2 separate regions of the Homo sapiens genome follow, and region 2 is linked to region 1. Evidence: chromatin loops called from intact Hi-C (ENCODE). Cell type or tissue: sigmoid colon. All regions are shown on one strand.

Region 1 (8,000 bases):
TTTTTTAGTAGAGATGGGGTTTCATCATGTTGGCCAGGCTGGTCTTGAACTCCTGACCTCAAGTGATCTGCTGTCTCGGCCTCCCAATGTTCTTGGATTACAGCATGAGCCACCATGCCCAGCCTACTCTCTTAACAATTTTTGTAGGGGCACAATGCATATATTAATTCTAGGCACTATGTTGAACAGCAGATCTCTAGAATTTATGTTGTATTTTTAATGGTCTGACAAATGACATTACTTTTCACATTTAGCGTATCATAGGAAACTTTTAAGTAAACCGATTTAAGTAAAATGTCAGTCAATTTTTTTTAAAGGTTGAATAAACAACAGACTATAGGTGGTAGTGGCCATGGCGAAAATCATTAAAACTGTATGTGGTAGAATGAGGACACAGCACAAATAATGACCCTGAACGAGTGAAGTTTGGCAAAGCTCTGGTGGAGGAAGGTTCTGGAACTGGAGCCAAAAGGCCTGGTGCAGCTCTTTTCTGCAAAGCCCCCACGGAAGGCCTGATTTCTCTGGGCCTGGAAGTTCGCTGTAAGAATGAAACAGGAACATGGCCTTTGTGTTCTCCTGGCATAATGACCAGCCTGCATCAGGAACCTAATCTATGTCATTTAATTGGAATTTATATCAGTTATTGGGGTCGTGGTAGCTGCTGATTGATAATAGGATGATATTGACAATATGAAGTGAAGTAATACAAACACCAATGTTGAAGCCAATTGTCCTGGTCCCTGGTCCCCAGGGTGGCTGTCAGGCTGACCACCTTCTAGCTGGAAATTTCAGCCCCAGGGCCACACATGGACACCGTGGGTTGGCAAATTATCTCCCAAGGCACAAGCTGCAACAACAGTCGAGAAATACAATTAATTGTTATATCAGGTATACAAGCGCAGAAACCCGAGCCATGTCCCTCCCTCAAGTAAAGAAGCTGAGAGAGAGGAGATAATGATTTAGTCAAAGAAAACCAGCCGACAGCCGCACTGTGCAGAAGGAAGCAGGATGGGGAGAGGTCTGTCTGCTTTTTTCTTTTTGGACTCCATAAAGAAAATAAAACACACGTGGGAAGTCTAAGCTGGACTACCAAGTAGCCTGAGTTCCAATTAAGGATGTAAATCTAATGCTTTTTGGGTCTGGTATTGAAGAATTTATGATGTTCTGAAGACAAGATGTTGATCATTCCTGTTAATCCCTATTTCCCCCAGGAGAATCCAATGGTCGGTTACTGCTCAATGTTCCCTGTTCCAAAGGGTCCTAGTGACTCCACCAAAGGAAAAAAAAATGGTTAAAACAACAGGTGGCCTATGGGATTTGCCTTTAATTAAATACTCCAGAAGGCAGGAATTAACTTACAATTTGACCAAAATGAAAGAAGCTCTAGTTTAATTGGATCCACATGATGTGTGCCTTTCTTCTTTTTATATGAGCCTTCTCTTGGTTTCTGCTTTCTTTGCTTCCTTTGCTTCCTTTTTTTTTTTTTTTTTTTTGAGATGCAGTCTCACTCTGTCACCCAGGCTGGAGTGCGGTGGCGCCATCTCGGCTCAGTGCAACCTCCACCTCTCAGGTTCAAGCGATTCTCCTGTCTCAGCCTCCAGAAGTGTTGGGATTACAGGCGCGTGCCACCACACCTAGCTAATTTTTGTACTTTTGGTAGAGATGGTGTTTCGATATGTTGGCCAGGCTGGTCTCAAACTCCTGACCTCAGGTGATCTATCTGATTCTGTCTCCCAAAGTGCTCGGATTATAGGCATGAGCCACTGTGCCTGGCCTGCTTTCTCCTCTTCTTACCCTTTCCTTGCAGGCTTCAGTTTGGGTGCAGTTTCTTCTGGGAGTTCTCCAAGTCTGGTCTCAAAAAGTCCTGTCCAGATCCCTTGTCCTTCTTGGTCCCCACCAGGACTATAAGCTCTGTGCAGGCAGGGGCAGGGCAAGGACAAGGTCTGCCAGCTTCATGTGCCAGGAGGGGTCCCTGAACTCAGCACACTGAACACTTCACATGGGTGTCGTTTGGCTGGGCATAGTGGTTCATGTTTGTAATCCCAGCACTTTGGGAGGCTGGGGTGGGAGGATTGCTTGAGGTCCGGAGTTTGAAAACATCCTGGGCAACACAGTAAGACCCCATCTCTACCAAAAAAGAATTAAACAATTATCCAGGCCTGGTGCACAGCTGTAGTCCCAGCTACTCGGGAGGCTGAGGCAGGAGTTTGAGGCTTGAGTCCAGGAGTTTGAGGCTGCAGTGAGCTACAATCGCACCACTGCAATCTAGCCTGGATGATGGAGCAAGACGCTGTTTCTAAACAAAATTAACATTTTTTTTAAAGTATGTAGTTTATTGTGTGTTAATTATATAGTTGTGGAGCACAGCCTTGGAGCACAGGGGCCTAGCTGGTGGCTTTGCCCACTGCTTTCATGGGCTCTGGAAGGAAAAGCGTTGATAGAATTTCAGATAAGAATTTCAGATTTTCCAGGCTCCCTGGGAATTGGAGAAGTGGTGGGCAGGGGGTTGGTGGGGTGGTCTGTAAATGCAGGTGAATCAGCAACATGAGGTGACAACTATGGAAAAGTCCATCTTCCTGCTGGGGTGACGGCTCCTGTGTCTGCAGCATCCCGCCCTCCCAGCTTCCCGCTGCCGCTGAGCATCCTTACCCTTCAGGCGAGGCAGTGGAGGCTTAGAGAGTTTGGGTCATCTCTAGTGGCATGGCTGGTAGGGATGGAGACTAGGCCTGGTGGTAAACAGGGCAAGAAGAGGAGCCCTGGATGCAGGAGGCCATCCTCATGTTCCCGCTGCAGAGGTTGTTCTTGGAGAATTTGGTCCCCTAAACTCCACAGACAGGGAAAGGGAGGTTTCGCTTAAAGGGGCCTGGATGGAGGTGGCTTTCTCATCTCCTTACATGGAAAATGGGGACGAGGCTGTCTTCAAGCTAAGTACCTTTTTGGGAATGACTAAAGAATCGTCACTGTGCCCAAGGGAGTGAGTGACCCTGGAATGGATGTGAGGGAGGCTTGCGATCTCCTCTCTGGAAATGCAGACCCCCCAGGGAAGCTGGCTCTGTGCCAGGGGAAGGTTGTGCAGGGACCAAGTGAAGTGCCCTTCCAAGTCTGAGCTCCCTGGTCCCATCTGAAGTCTAGCCGAGCCAGGAATGGCGGCTCTTGAAGGGCTTTTTCAAGTCAAGCTCATTGCTCTGGCTGGGGGCTAGCACAGGGAGCAACATGAGAGCCTCTGACCACTCACAGGTGGAGGGCACTGGAGGCAGGGCAAAGAGCTATGCAGAAGAGGACAGCATTCCGTAGACTCTGCTACTGTTTCTGTGGCACGTGGGCAAGTATCCCCAACAGTCACTAGAAAAGCACAGAATGAACCCATCCTTCCCTAAAGCGAAGAATGCAGCCAGGCAGCTCCACATTCAAAGCTCAGCTTCTCATGTACCAGCCATGGGCCCCTGGGCATGTGAAATTAAATTGCCTGCTTTCCTCATCTGCAAAATGCGGATGACAATTCCTGCCTTCCTTTCAGCATTGCTGTAAACATGCAAAGAGGCAAGAGCTGTAAAATCATGAGCATAGAGCCCATCTTGGAGCTAGTGCAGGATATGCGGTAGACGCTGAAGAAGGGGATCATCTGTATGTTCTACTTTATGGATCTATTACGCATTTCCATCCCTTCTCTTACTTCACCTTCCTCATGTTAGTAGATAAATATCATTATACCCATTTTACAGAAGAGGAAATAGAATGGTTAAATAGCTTGCCTACAAGCTAATCTTAAGATGAGCGCCCATTCTACAACATTACAACTCTTTTTTCCTTCGTTTCCCTTTAGGTTAAATCTAACTTCCACCAATAAGCCCCCTCCCCTTCCAGACCCTCAGCAGCCAGGCAACAGGCCGCTAGCTGCATTTTCTCTCAAGGCAAACAAGATCCCTTTCCTTGCTGCTTTTGGCTCCCAGGAGACAGGCAGTCCTGTTGTCTAAGCTCCTCTAGCCACAGGATCTTGAGCACAAGCAACAGTCTTTAATTTTGTACAGAGTGAGCCTTTTGTCTTTAGTCCTATCTCAATTCTTATTAACGCAATTAAAATGCATTCCATTGACTAAGGTGTAAATGTGCTCCCCACGATGGGTGATTGTCTATGGAGAGACGCATAGAGAATAAATAGTCTTCTAAGTGGCTTCCAGGCTGCAGCCAAGCGGAAGGCTTGCTTTCATCAGTGGAGGTGTTCTTGCCGCATAAATCTCCGGCGACTACTTGGTCTCCGGTAAACACCACATTGGCATCAAGATCAAGGAAACGGAAGTGCAATGATGAAGTTCGCAAAGATGGGGGTGGCGTGTGTTCCCATGCAAACATCTTGGCTTGGTGCTCTGTAAGTTGGAGAGCTTGACGCTGAATTGCATGAAGAGGTCCAGCCTGCATCAGTTACTACATCAGGATCCAAAAGAACGTCCAGCACCCCCCACCTTCTGCTCCCCGGTTCCAGCAGACCCATGCATCAGAACAAAAGCTGTCGGCAGCACTTCCCCCACCTCCGAGCCAAGGATCACCTTAACCTTCTTCCCGTCTGCTCCATTCAGTCTCCACTGTTACATTCTGCCTCCACATTCAAGGCCTGGCTGTGGTCAGAGGTCGCTGAATGAATCATGTTAAACAAGAGCTTTGCTGATGTTTTAGAATTTCTAGGGTGACCTAATTCCCTGTATCTGTTTTTCACAACTTTTCTATTTTTTTTCTTCTTCTCTGTTGTTTATAGGAGCAAATCACTGGACGGAGATCAAGCAGTTTATGGTGCCAAGAAACCAGAGAGGCTGCAGAGGCTCAGAGCACCATGGAAGAAAGCTTTCTGCTTGCCAGCACCGTCCCCAACTGCCCCTGCTGAGGGGCTGCCTTTGGAGCTGGCACACGGGATCCCTGGGGTCAGCACAGGGTGGCCCATGCATACACCCAGCCCCAACAGGACGCCTGGCTCAGTGTTGGCAACAACCGCCTCCCCAGGGACCCCTCTATGCCCTGGCCTGGCTGCTTCCCCAGCCTCAGCTCCAATGGGCGGGGGGGGTTCCTTTTGTTTCAGCGTGCAGGTGACCTTATGCTGGTGTCTCATAGAATAAAGAGAATGTGTTCGTGGGAGAAACACTGGCAGGATAAGACTTCCTGCCTGCACTGTGCTCTTCAGAGAGCACGTTCCTATTTTGAGCTCTTTCTTTCTTGCCACTGCCCTGCCCCAGCAGGAAAGGACCTCTGCACGTTCTCATTCTCCGGTTCTGCAGAGGCTGAATCAGAGACTGGAAGGCTAGGGCACCGGTTGCGCTTCTATTCACTTCTAATGTGAGCTTCAGAAACTTCCAGCCCTTGCATACCCACTCTCTCCCTTGGCCCTCCTCCTAGATTCCCACAAGCTAGACAGGGCAGGATTCCTACCCGACCCTGGATGAGGAAAGTGCGATCAAAGCTCTGAAGGACTTGTCCAGGGTCGTGGAGCTCATCAGTAGAGCAGCCCAAGCAGAAACAGATTTTTCTAAGTCTAAAAAACGTGACAATGTAAATCAGAAAGTTTAAGTTGCATTCTTTCTTTCCATCACACTTTAAGTGTGGGATTATTTGCAAATCACCTATGGTGACTCTCTATTACTCCTATTTTATCTGTTTGATAGACCCAGATTTTCCTTTGTGCATTCCTTGAAGTGAAGCCCTTGGATGAAGCTAGCTCCCACTGACTCGGGAATAAAAGCTCTTACCAGGTACCTTGTGATTCTAAGTGCTTCTGGCCCATCCAGGCATTTAATGGGTACTGGTACCATAATCGCCACCACCACCACCACTATCATCATCATCATCATCATCACCACCACCACCATCATCATCATGGTCATCTCCCACCCCTGTAGACCTATGAGGATAAACTGGCAGATACTTTAGTTAGCCTGTGCAAGGTCAGCAGAGGAGAGGCAGGAATGTTGAGGCTCAAACTCAGGGCCTCTGCTCACAGTCTTGGCTTTACTCTCTGCCTCGTCCCAAACACACCTTGCTTCTTCTCCCACTGTGTCTGTGAAGGGAGAGGGAAGGATTAGATTTTAGAGGCGAGAAGCACTGAGCCAATGACACGACGATCCTGGATTACCCTACTTAGAGGCATAGATGGGTTGGAAGCCTAACATTTTCAGACTAATTTTCAAGAAGCTTCATCCAAGTACTTAGGATGAGCCAATGGCAGAAGAAATATTCAGAAGTAAATCCCCTAGACCTGCTTCTTAAATTTTAATGTACATGCAAATCCCCTAGAAATGGTGTGGGAATGCAGATTCAGATTCAGCAGGTCCGGGTGGGGCTGAGGCTCTGTATGGCTAACCAGGGTGATGCAGAAGTTTCTGGTCTGTGGACCAGACTTTGAGTAGCAGGGCCCTAGACCACAGGTTTCCTGACTAGATTCCTGGGTTTCCTGAAGATGACTCAGGTGCTGGCCTGGGGGGCTGTGCAATGGGGTTTCTGAATCACATCTCTCTTGGAAAAAAGGGTTTATCCTGCTTTGAAAATAAGTTTGAAAGCCACAACCCTAAATATAATACCCCATGCACTTGGAGGTACTTATTTTAATGTGTGGCAAGAAATTTCTGTCCCCAAAGAGAAATTCTTTTATATGCTTTGCTGACTCAGGGGAATCAGTGCCCATATTTGGACAGCTGGCCTTACAGTGACCTCACTGCTACCTAATGGAAAATGTTGAAGGTACTCTACTTAGAAATAATTATATTTACATAGCCTCTGTGTTCTCTCCCCCCAATCCCTCTCTCTCTCTCTGTCTCTCTCTCTCTCATAGATTCTTGCAGAAAAAAAAGAACACTTGCTTCTGGAATTCATCAGTTCCAGCTGTTTACTTCCATTGAGGCCAGAAACTTATTTTTTTTCCCTGTGTTTAAGTTTTTTATGGGAGCGAAGGGTAAGGAAGGCTTCCATGACTACAATCATGAAAAATCGGTCTATTGAGTGAGAGCTCACCACCAGACCAGAGAAAACAAGATATTGGGGCATTGAACGGGAAGGTCCTGAATATAATCCTGTGTTCTCCCTATGTGTTCTGCAAGAAAAGAATTCTGTGATCAAGCGTGTTAGGAAAATGCAGTGTTAAACAAACTTCTCTCCTATAGGATTTCTTAGAGCCTTTTATGAGATAATATGGTTATAACTCCCCCAGAGGCAATAAGTGTCTGCAATGTTTCCCAAACTTCCTTAAATAGAGTCCACTTTCATGGAACATCTTGAGGAACACTAGAAGTCCATGGAATCTGACTTCTGCAAGCAGCTGATCAAACCCCAGCTCTAGAGCACCAGATTCAGACGAGATCAGGCACATTCAGGGTGGAATGACCAAAGACTAGAAGGCCTGATTCAATCCCTAAACCTGGGAAAACACCTTCCTTGTGGGCTGGTTCCCCAAATGATCAGACACCAAGACCTTCCATCTCTGGAATTATAGTTCTAGAAAATTCTAGAAAGTTCTGGAAAGTTTTTGGCTAAGACTTGGACCATCCCTGGGAGTTTGGTGCAGAGGCTGAGCTACAGAGTCACCTCAGTGGCCAAGACTTAGGAATCATCCCACAGTCCTGCAAGTGCACAGTGGGGACTTAGTTTCATTCCCCATGTGTCTCCAGAGTGGCCCACAGGGAGCCGTCTACATACGTGGGTTTGGGTGAATGTGGGGAATCAGCAAGGAGGGGTTGCCCCTGCTAGAGGGTGTGCAGAGCTCCCAGGAGCCCTCTGCTTGTGTGGGAGGAAGAAGAGCTCGTGGGGAAAGGCAATGCATGGATGTCCCATGCAGGCCCAGACTAGGCAAGACCTAGACGTGCATCTAGTCCCCTTTAGCTTCTCTCCTGCCTCAGTCTACCACTTCCCAAACAAGGTAGTGAGGTGGCTGTAAGGACACTCCAGGTCTGACAGTCAAAGCTGCTAGAACAGCATGTCCTAAGTGTGATGCCATCACATTAGAAGTCTAGGTGCACACACTTTTT
Region 2 (8,000 bases), 170 kb after region 1:
AGCCTGGCTAATATGGTGAAACCCCATTTCTACTAAAAATACAAAAACTAGCCGGGCATGGTGGCGGGCACCTGTAGTCCCAGCTACTCAGAAGGCTGAGGCAGAGAATTGCTTGAACTTGGGAGGCCGAGGTTGCAGTGCACCGAGATCGTGCCACTACACTCCAGGCTGGGTGACAGAGCAAGACTCCGTCTCCGAAAAAAAAAAAAAGATTCTAAGGGACATTGGTATGTTGGTATGTCTTCTAACCAGTTTTTCTAGTTAAAAAACATGAAATAAAAGTCAACTCAAGAAGTTAAGAACACGAAAGCAGAACCAAGAACCAGTTGTAATTATTTCATTTTATCTGGCTGCTTCTTAGTGTCCAGGGTACTACCAAACATCGATTCAAGAAACTGGAAATGTACACCAATTCATTCCGAGGATTCCAATACATCAAACTACAGACTAGACAGTATATTGAGAATTCGTCTACTCTCTTTCCTTATTTAGGGACTTTTAATTCATATATTCTTTATGTATATTGTATACACTGATTTATCTAAATGGATTTTTCAGGATGACTAAGTTTTAGCATTACACAAAGGTCTTCTAACATTAGACAGAAGTTAATCTTTTGCTAGTAAAACAACTTTCAAAATTTGTGTACCAGGGTTTTTTTAAGCATTGTTACTGAGATAATAGTTTACATATAATAAAATATATAAATTTTAAGTGTACTTTTCAGTGGGTTTGGACAAATTTATATCTCCATATAATCACCACCAGAATCAAGATATAGAACACAACCATTATCCCAAAAAGTTCCCTTGTACTGCCTCCAGATCAGTCACAACCCACCCTTAGCTGCATGCAACAACTTGTCCACTGTTTGTCACCATACAGTAAATTTATCTCTTCTCACACTTCTGATATACTAACCTAGAGCAGTAAATGGAATCAGTTGTGGTGTTCTGTATCTGGCTTATTTTACTCAGTATAATGTTTTTGAAGTTTATCCATATTTCTAGTGTGTATTATTTTCAAAATGGTAAATGAACATTGGCTTCAAGTCACCAGCTGCATTAGCCCCTAGCAAGAGAGTCAGCTTCTCCTTTGAAGCTTTGAAGCCAAGCATTGACTCTCCCTCTCTAGCTATGAAAGTCTTATATGATATCGTCTTCGAATATAAGGCTGTTTCATTTGCATTGAGGCCATTAAGAATTATGCTAGGGCCATGAATAATTATGCTAAATCTACACTACTCTGTAAATGGAACAACAAAGCCTGGATGACAGCATGTCTGTTTACACTATGGTTTGCTGAATAGTTTAAGCCCACTGTTGAGAGTCACTGTTCAGAGAAAAAGATTCCTTTCAAAATATTATTGCTCAATGAAAATGCACCTAGTCACCCAACAGCTCTAATGGAGATGTACAAGGACATTAATGTTGTTTTCATGCCTGCTAACATGATATCCATCCTGCAGCTTACGGAACAAAAAGTAATTTCAGTTTTCATTCCATGCTCATGGATAGGAAGAACCAATATCACGGAAATGGCCATACTGCCCAAAGTAATTTATAGATTCAATGCTATCCCCATCAAGCTACCACTGCCTTTCTTCACAAAACTGGATAGAACTACTTTAAACTGCATATGGAACCAAAAAAGAGCCTGCATAGCCAAGACAATCCTAAGCAAAAAGAACAAAGCTGGAGGCATCATGCTACCTGACTTCAAACTATACTACAAGGCTACAGTAACTAAAACAGTATGGTACTGGTACCAAAACAGATACATAGACCAATGGAACAGAACAGAGGCCTCAGAAATAACATCATGCATCTACAACCATCTGATCTTTGACATATCTGGACTTCTTGGTCCAGAGCTGAGTTCAAGTCCTGGATATCCTTGTTAATTTTCTGTCTCATTGATCTAATATTGACGGTGGGGTGTTAAAGTCTCCCACTATTATTGTGTGGGAGTCTAAGTCTCTTTGTAGCACTCTTTAAACTGAGGAGAAATCTCTCTCTGTAACTTTTCCCCATTGATTCTAGCTATGACTTTCTGTAGATCTAAATCCAGTCCTTCTTATTCTTGAAAGCAATCCAAATTACCAAAACTAGGAATGCTAAAGCTGTAATATTTTTATTGTGACTCTACTGATACATGTGCTAGAGAGTCTTGGATATGCACTTTTCTTCTCTCTAAATCTACCTCCACTGGTACTAGGCTAAACTGGTTGGAGTGAGGGGTGTGGGATCACGGAACCAGGAGAAGCTAGCTGATTACAAATGGACTTGGGAGTATCTAAGGAATAGCAAGAAGGCATGTGTGGCTAGAGGAGAGTGAGCAAGACAGTGAGTGACAGGAGATAAAGTCAGCAGGCCTGTTAGAACATGTGAGACAACGTTTCATCCTGTGTGTGCTGGGTAGCCACTGAAGGGTTCTGAACAGAGGAATGACAGAAACTGTTTAACATTAAAAAAAAAAAAAAAAACACCTTTTACTCCTATATGGAGGACTGACTGGAGAGATACAATGAGGAGATAAGGAAGGCCGGTTAGAAGACGATATTATCACCTAGGTGACTTATGACAGTGACTTACAATAGGGCAGTAAGGGTGAGGAGTGGGGTAGGAGTAATTTGGGATACATTTTGAAAGGCAGGCATATAAGCCTTACTAATGGACTGGATGTGGGATATGGAATAAAAAGTCACACATGACTTTGAGTTTTTGGCCTGGAACAACTGGGTATATCACTTACCCAGGGAGAAAAGTTCAAGATTTACATTTTAGACATACTAAGTTTGAAATGTTTATTAGACTCCAAAATGGAGATGTTGAAAAGACATAAAAATAAGTCTAGAACTCATGGGAGAGACCAAAGTAAAGAAATTGTAAATTTGGGAGAACAGATGGCATTTAAAACATGGGATCATATGAGATCGTGTGGAAAATAAATACAGAAGGCTAAGGACTGAGCCCTGAGAAATGTCAACTTTTAGAGACCATAAAGAAGAGAAGATAGCAAAGGAGATTTTGTACTTTTATGACTCTTCCTCAAAAAGAAGTTAGAATTATTTTATGTCTACAAACTATGAAGTCCATAGCCAACCATCATAATCCTCTTCAAAAACCACTTTTTAGAGTCACATGCCTACTCTATTTCTGACTCCTGACCAACTAACAATCTGAATAGCTACATTTCACCTGTCAGCTGTTCAACTACCCCATCCCTGGTCTCTGGCATGTGTTGCAGTTTCTGGATCAAAGTTTTCACAACAGCTAGGAACTTCTAGTTGTCCAACAGTTACCAGGAGGCACGTGGAGAGCATGTTCCCCAGAGCTGCCAAAAGTTCTTGGCATATGATCAACGAAGCACACAATGAATGAGTGTTCAGCAATTAATCAGGTGACAGAGAACAACTGACATGTTAGGGGACTGCAGAATGAGCCAGAGTAAAGCTAGACAAGAAACACAAGTCCTTACTCCAGGCTGCTCACCCCAGGAGAATCCACTCTAGGTCACCCAGTGTGATCAGATATTCTTACCTAGAAAAGCTGAAATAATCCGAAGTTTACTACGTGTTTATGGAAACATGACAGCATTTCCTGGGAGCTGCTTATATCATGAACAAACAGTAGGTACTGTACATAATAGGCACTTGTTCTGTCCGCCTCCCCATCTCAGAATTAGACTGGAGACAGCTCTTCTCTCTCAGCCTCATCTGTAAAGGGAATTCCAGCCTATCTCATAGGTAATTATGAAGATTATATGAGATAATGTAAGTAAAGTGCCTGGTACATAGAAAATGTTCAGGCCGGGCGTGATGGCTCACACCTGTAATCCCAGCACTTTGGGAGGCCGAGGCAGGGGGATCATGAGATCAGGAGTTCGAGACCAGCCTGACCAACATGGTGAAACCATGTCTCTACTAAAAATACAAAAAAAATTAGCTGGGCTGGTGGCGTGCACCTGTAATCCCAGCTGCTCAGGAGGCTGAGGAAGGAGAATTACTTGAACCCGGGAGGTGGAGGTTGCAGCAAGCCGAGATTGTGCCATTGCACGCCAGCATGGGTGACAGAGCGAGACTCCATCTCAAAAAAAAAAAAAAAGTTCAATATATACTAGCTATTCTTATTTACACTTTGATGACCACAAATTACAATCAGCTGAATGGTAAGCATGTCCCTAAAAACAATACTTTTAATGCTCTTCTAGCACAGAATAATAAGTTTTTCTTGTTTGCTTGTTTTGTGTGAACTATTACATGATCAATGTAATTTAAACTTGGCCTGAGAAAACCATCCTTTTTCTCTTTCTTTTTTTTTTTTTTATTTTTGAGATGGAGTCTCGCGCTGTCACCCAGGCTGGAGTACAGTGGCGCGATCTCGGCTCACTGCGAACTCCGCCTCCCGGGTTCACACCATTCTCCTGCCTCAGCCTCCTGAGTAGCTGGGACTACAGGCACCTGCCACCACGCCTGGCTAATTTTTTGTATTTTTAGTAGAGACGGGGTTTCTCCATGTTAGCCGGGATGGTCTCGATCTCCTGACCTCGTGATCCACCTGCCTCAGTCTCACAAAGTGCTGAGATTATAGGCATCAGCCACCGCGCCCGGCCATCCTGTCTTTTTCTCAACTTCCCAACCAAGGTTAGCACAATCATGTTAAACAACTAAAAAATAGATTATAATTCTTTAACTATAATTCTATTAACATGAGACTGTTAACACCAATTCTGGCTAAAGACTACCAAGCAACACAGAAATTTCCAAGCCGGACAATTATTCTGCAAGAGTTATTCAGGCATGGGTCTGTTGTTTTAAGTGTCTATATCCTTTAAGTATAATATATTTATATTTCCCTTTATGAAATTTAACTAAAATCATTAAATTTGGCAGCAGAAGCAGGAAACCATCTACAAGACCTGCATGGCTACTTTACTTTTATTAATGAAAAGTTACATAAGAGTTTCAGCAAACTACAAAGTTTCCTTCTTATAAGTCTTTTAATATTTATAGAAATTTAAAATAGTTATCATGCTAGAGTCCATTTTAGAAACTGAGAATTTCTATTATCTGACAGCAATAGATTCTGTATTATTTTAGCTCAATTACAGAAATGGATATGTAAGAATTATATTCATCTTTATTCGTACTTGTTAACAATACATCTACCATGTCTACTACTTGACCTAGAAGCTCAAGTAGTGTGACTGAACAAAACTACACTAACAGGGTCTCAACCCCAAACCACTGAGTCACATTATTGGACTTTTTTCTCTAAACAATACACTAAAGAAAAGAAAAAGAAGTGTACTGGGAACCATTTAAAGGGCCTGCTTGGAATAACAGAAAAAGTTACACAAAAGGACCAAAGAACACAAGTGGCTTAAAGTATCAAAGAGAAAGCCTGTAACCAAGTACGAGGAGATGTCCGCAAACACCATGCCCATTGTATCAGTCCTTTCTTGCGCTGTTATAAAGAACTATCTGAGACTGGGTAATTTATAAAGAAAAGAGGTTTAGTTGGTTCATGGTTCCTCGAGCTGCACAGGAAGCATGGTTGGGGAGGCCTCAAGAAACTTTCAACCACAGCGGAAGGCAAAGGGGAAGCAGGTACATCTTACATGGCTGAAGAGGAATAGTGTGAAGGGGGAGGTGTTACACACTTTTAAACAACCGGATCTCATGAGAACTCACTCACTATCACAAGAACAGCAAGAAGGAAATTCGCCCTCATGATCCAATCACCTCCCATCAGGCCCCTCCTCCAACATTGGAAATTACAATTTGACATGAGATTTGGGCAGGGACACAAATCCAAAGCATATCACCAATGTTAAAAAAATAAAATTGCATACTTCCTATAAACTGAAAAATGAAACCTATAGCCATGTATTTCCTTGAATCGTTTTTATGTAATCTGGATTTTTCAAATTATTTTTTTTATTTTTTTAAACCATGGTCCAGAAAATCTACTTCTAAACTATACATTTTGAATCAATAAACTGACTTTTGTGCTTCAAGTAAACTTATTTTGAAATAATTTTAGATTTACAAGATAGATACAAAAATAGTATAGACTTCCTATACACCCTTCATCCAGTTGTCCATAAAGTTAAACATCTTACATAACCACAGGACATTTGTCAAAACTAAGAAATTAACATTGATTAATTTCTAATTGATTACTATTAACTATAGACTTCATTTATATTTCACCTGTTTTTCTACTGTCTTTCTTTAGTTCCTAGGTATAACCCAGGGTACCATATTGCATTTAATTATTTTTTCTAATGCTCTAAATTTTGCTACATGCCATACTTCTATGTCTTATAAACAATATCTTCATTGTAATTATTATACAAATAAGCCTAAAATTCCCTGGGAAATATGATTTGTTAGCTATTAGGGAAATGTTACATGAAGATTCATGTAAATGTGATATTTCTACAAATGTTATACTGAAGAGAAAAGAGTTAATTGCTGAAGTAAGATATGCCCCACTGTCTACTTTGCCAGGAACCTATGAGATCAAATTACTTAATGTTTCAGAAATCTCTCTTCAAAAAATGCTTGTCACTTACCTATATCCCAAGGCTCCTGTAGAGTCATAAGATATACCGTAAATCCTTTTAATTAATTCTGTAACAATACAAAGTATTATTATAATCATATTCAGATAATCCATTTTCATCAAATATATGTAAAAGGTGCCTTCTTTTCAAGTTTCATTTTTAATTACTGTATATTTTTATTAAGATAATAAAAGAACTAATGTAGAAGAAAATAATTCCATAGTTGATTACATGTCTTTAGTTTAAAAATGAAAGCATGCAAAATTTAATAAAAGTTTTAAGATAAATAGAAAATGTTCCAGAAAAAAAGAAATGCCACAATGAATAAAACTGGCTAAGAAGAATGCTTCACATTCTTTTCCATGTGCATAATACTGTGGAAATTAGTAAACAGTCACAAACAAGTGATTCATATTCAGGGCGCAGCCTTTTTGACAGGAAAACAGTAATCAAGAGTTTGGGATTTGAAGATTTTTAAAAGGACACATGTCTAGTAAAGTGTGTCAGTTTGCCTGAGACAGTCCCAATTTACGGCCATTGTCCCAGTGTCCCACAAATTTACCATTTGTCCTGGATTTTTCATTTTCTAATGATTTTTTTTAATGATAGCATTAAAATATGCTAAGACTTACTTGTACTTTTAGGCTCTGCCATAATCTCATTGAGCCATGTGTGAGATGCATGTGCAATGAAGCCAGTTGTCAATTTCGCAACTTGCTTAAATCTTTAAGACACCTAGCAGTAACCCATTTCTAAATGTACTAAATGTACTGTAACTGATACTTCATTCTTAAAGACAGCACCCAGGCACCATGCAGAAAAAGTATACCTAGGCAGGAGCAGGTAGGGACAGCTAACTCCTCCAGTCTTGAATGAAGGTAGAAGAAATACTGAATACTGCTCCCTGCTCATGGCTAGCTTAAAGACACGGATTTAATGAAAGCAGACAGGACAGAGAAAGTGTTTTACGTATTATTCTCTAAAGCATGACTTTTCATCTAGATCCAATGACTTTTTAAAAAAATGCACTTAGTTCTGATTCTAAAGCGTCTCTTTTACATCATCAAAGTAAAGTGAAAACTGGTTGGCTCCATTAACAGAAAAACTCACAGTTAAATGTTGCCAGCTTTCTGTCAGCATCAGGAGATGTACCAACCAGAAAAATCAGTTAATTCCAATAATGGTTTGATGATTTCATCTAATTCATGAAACCAAAGTAAAGCTTTTGGAAGTTCATTCTGTAGAATATGAAACACTTGACATTGCTTTAATTGCTACTTAAAAATCAGTTTAGAAGTTCAACAACAAAGACAAAATTACCGTTGGTTCTCCTTATTCACAGTAGTTAAGTTCTATGAAGTCACCATGAACACTGAATTAGGGAATACCAAACTGTTTACTCATAAGGGAAATTCAGGGTTGGGTTC

What was found. Peaks named below come from ENCODE experiments on the same cell type or tissue, not always from the same donor. Only the 100,000 strongest peaks of a DNase experiment are listed, where the experiment ranks them.
Region 2: a loop joins it to region 1, with 2.4 times the contacts of the local background. A loop is called at or near these places in 3 of 110 quality-filtered maps.

The regions. Positions count from the first base shown.
Region 1 is chr10:30,807,560-30,815,559 of GRCh38, forward strand. No RefSeq gene overlaps it. Among named protein-coding and RNA genes, the nearest start is that of LINC02644, 88 kb to the left of the region's middle. In sigmoid colon, no CTCF peak of the experiment used is centred here; DNase peaks (open chromatin) are centred at 3,099, 4,392 and 4,892; H3K4me3 peaks cover 1,860 bases; H3K27ac peaks cover 2,219 bases.
Region 2 is chr10:30,977,787-30,985,786 of GRCh38, forward strand. ZNF438 (zinc finger protein 438) reads right to left here. Exons shown (of 7, transcript NM_001143768.2): 2 at 6,583-6,640. Among named protein-coding and RNA genes, the nearest start is that of ZNF438, 50 kb to the right of the region's middle. In sigmoid colon, no CTCF peak of the experiment used is centred here; a DNase peak (open chromatin) is centred at 3,315; H3K27ac peaks cover 196 bases.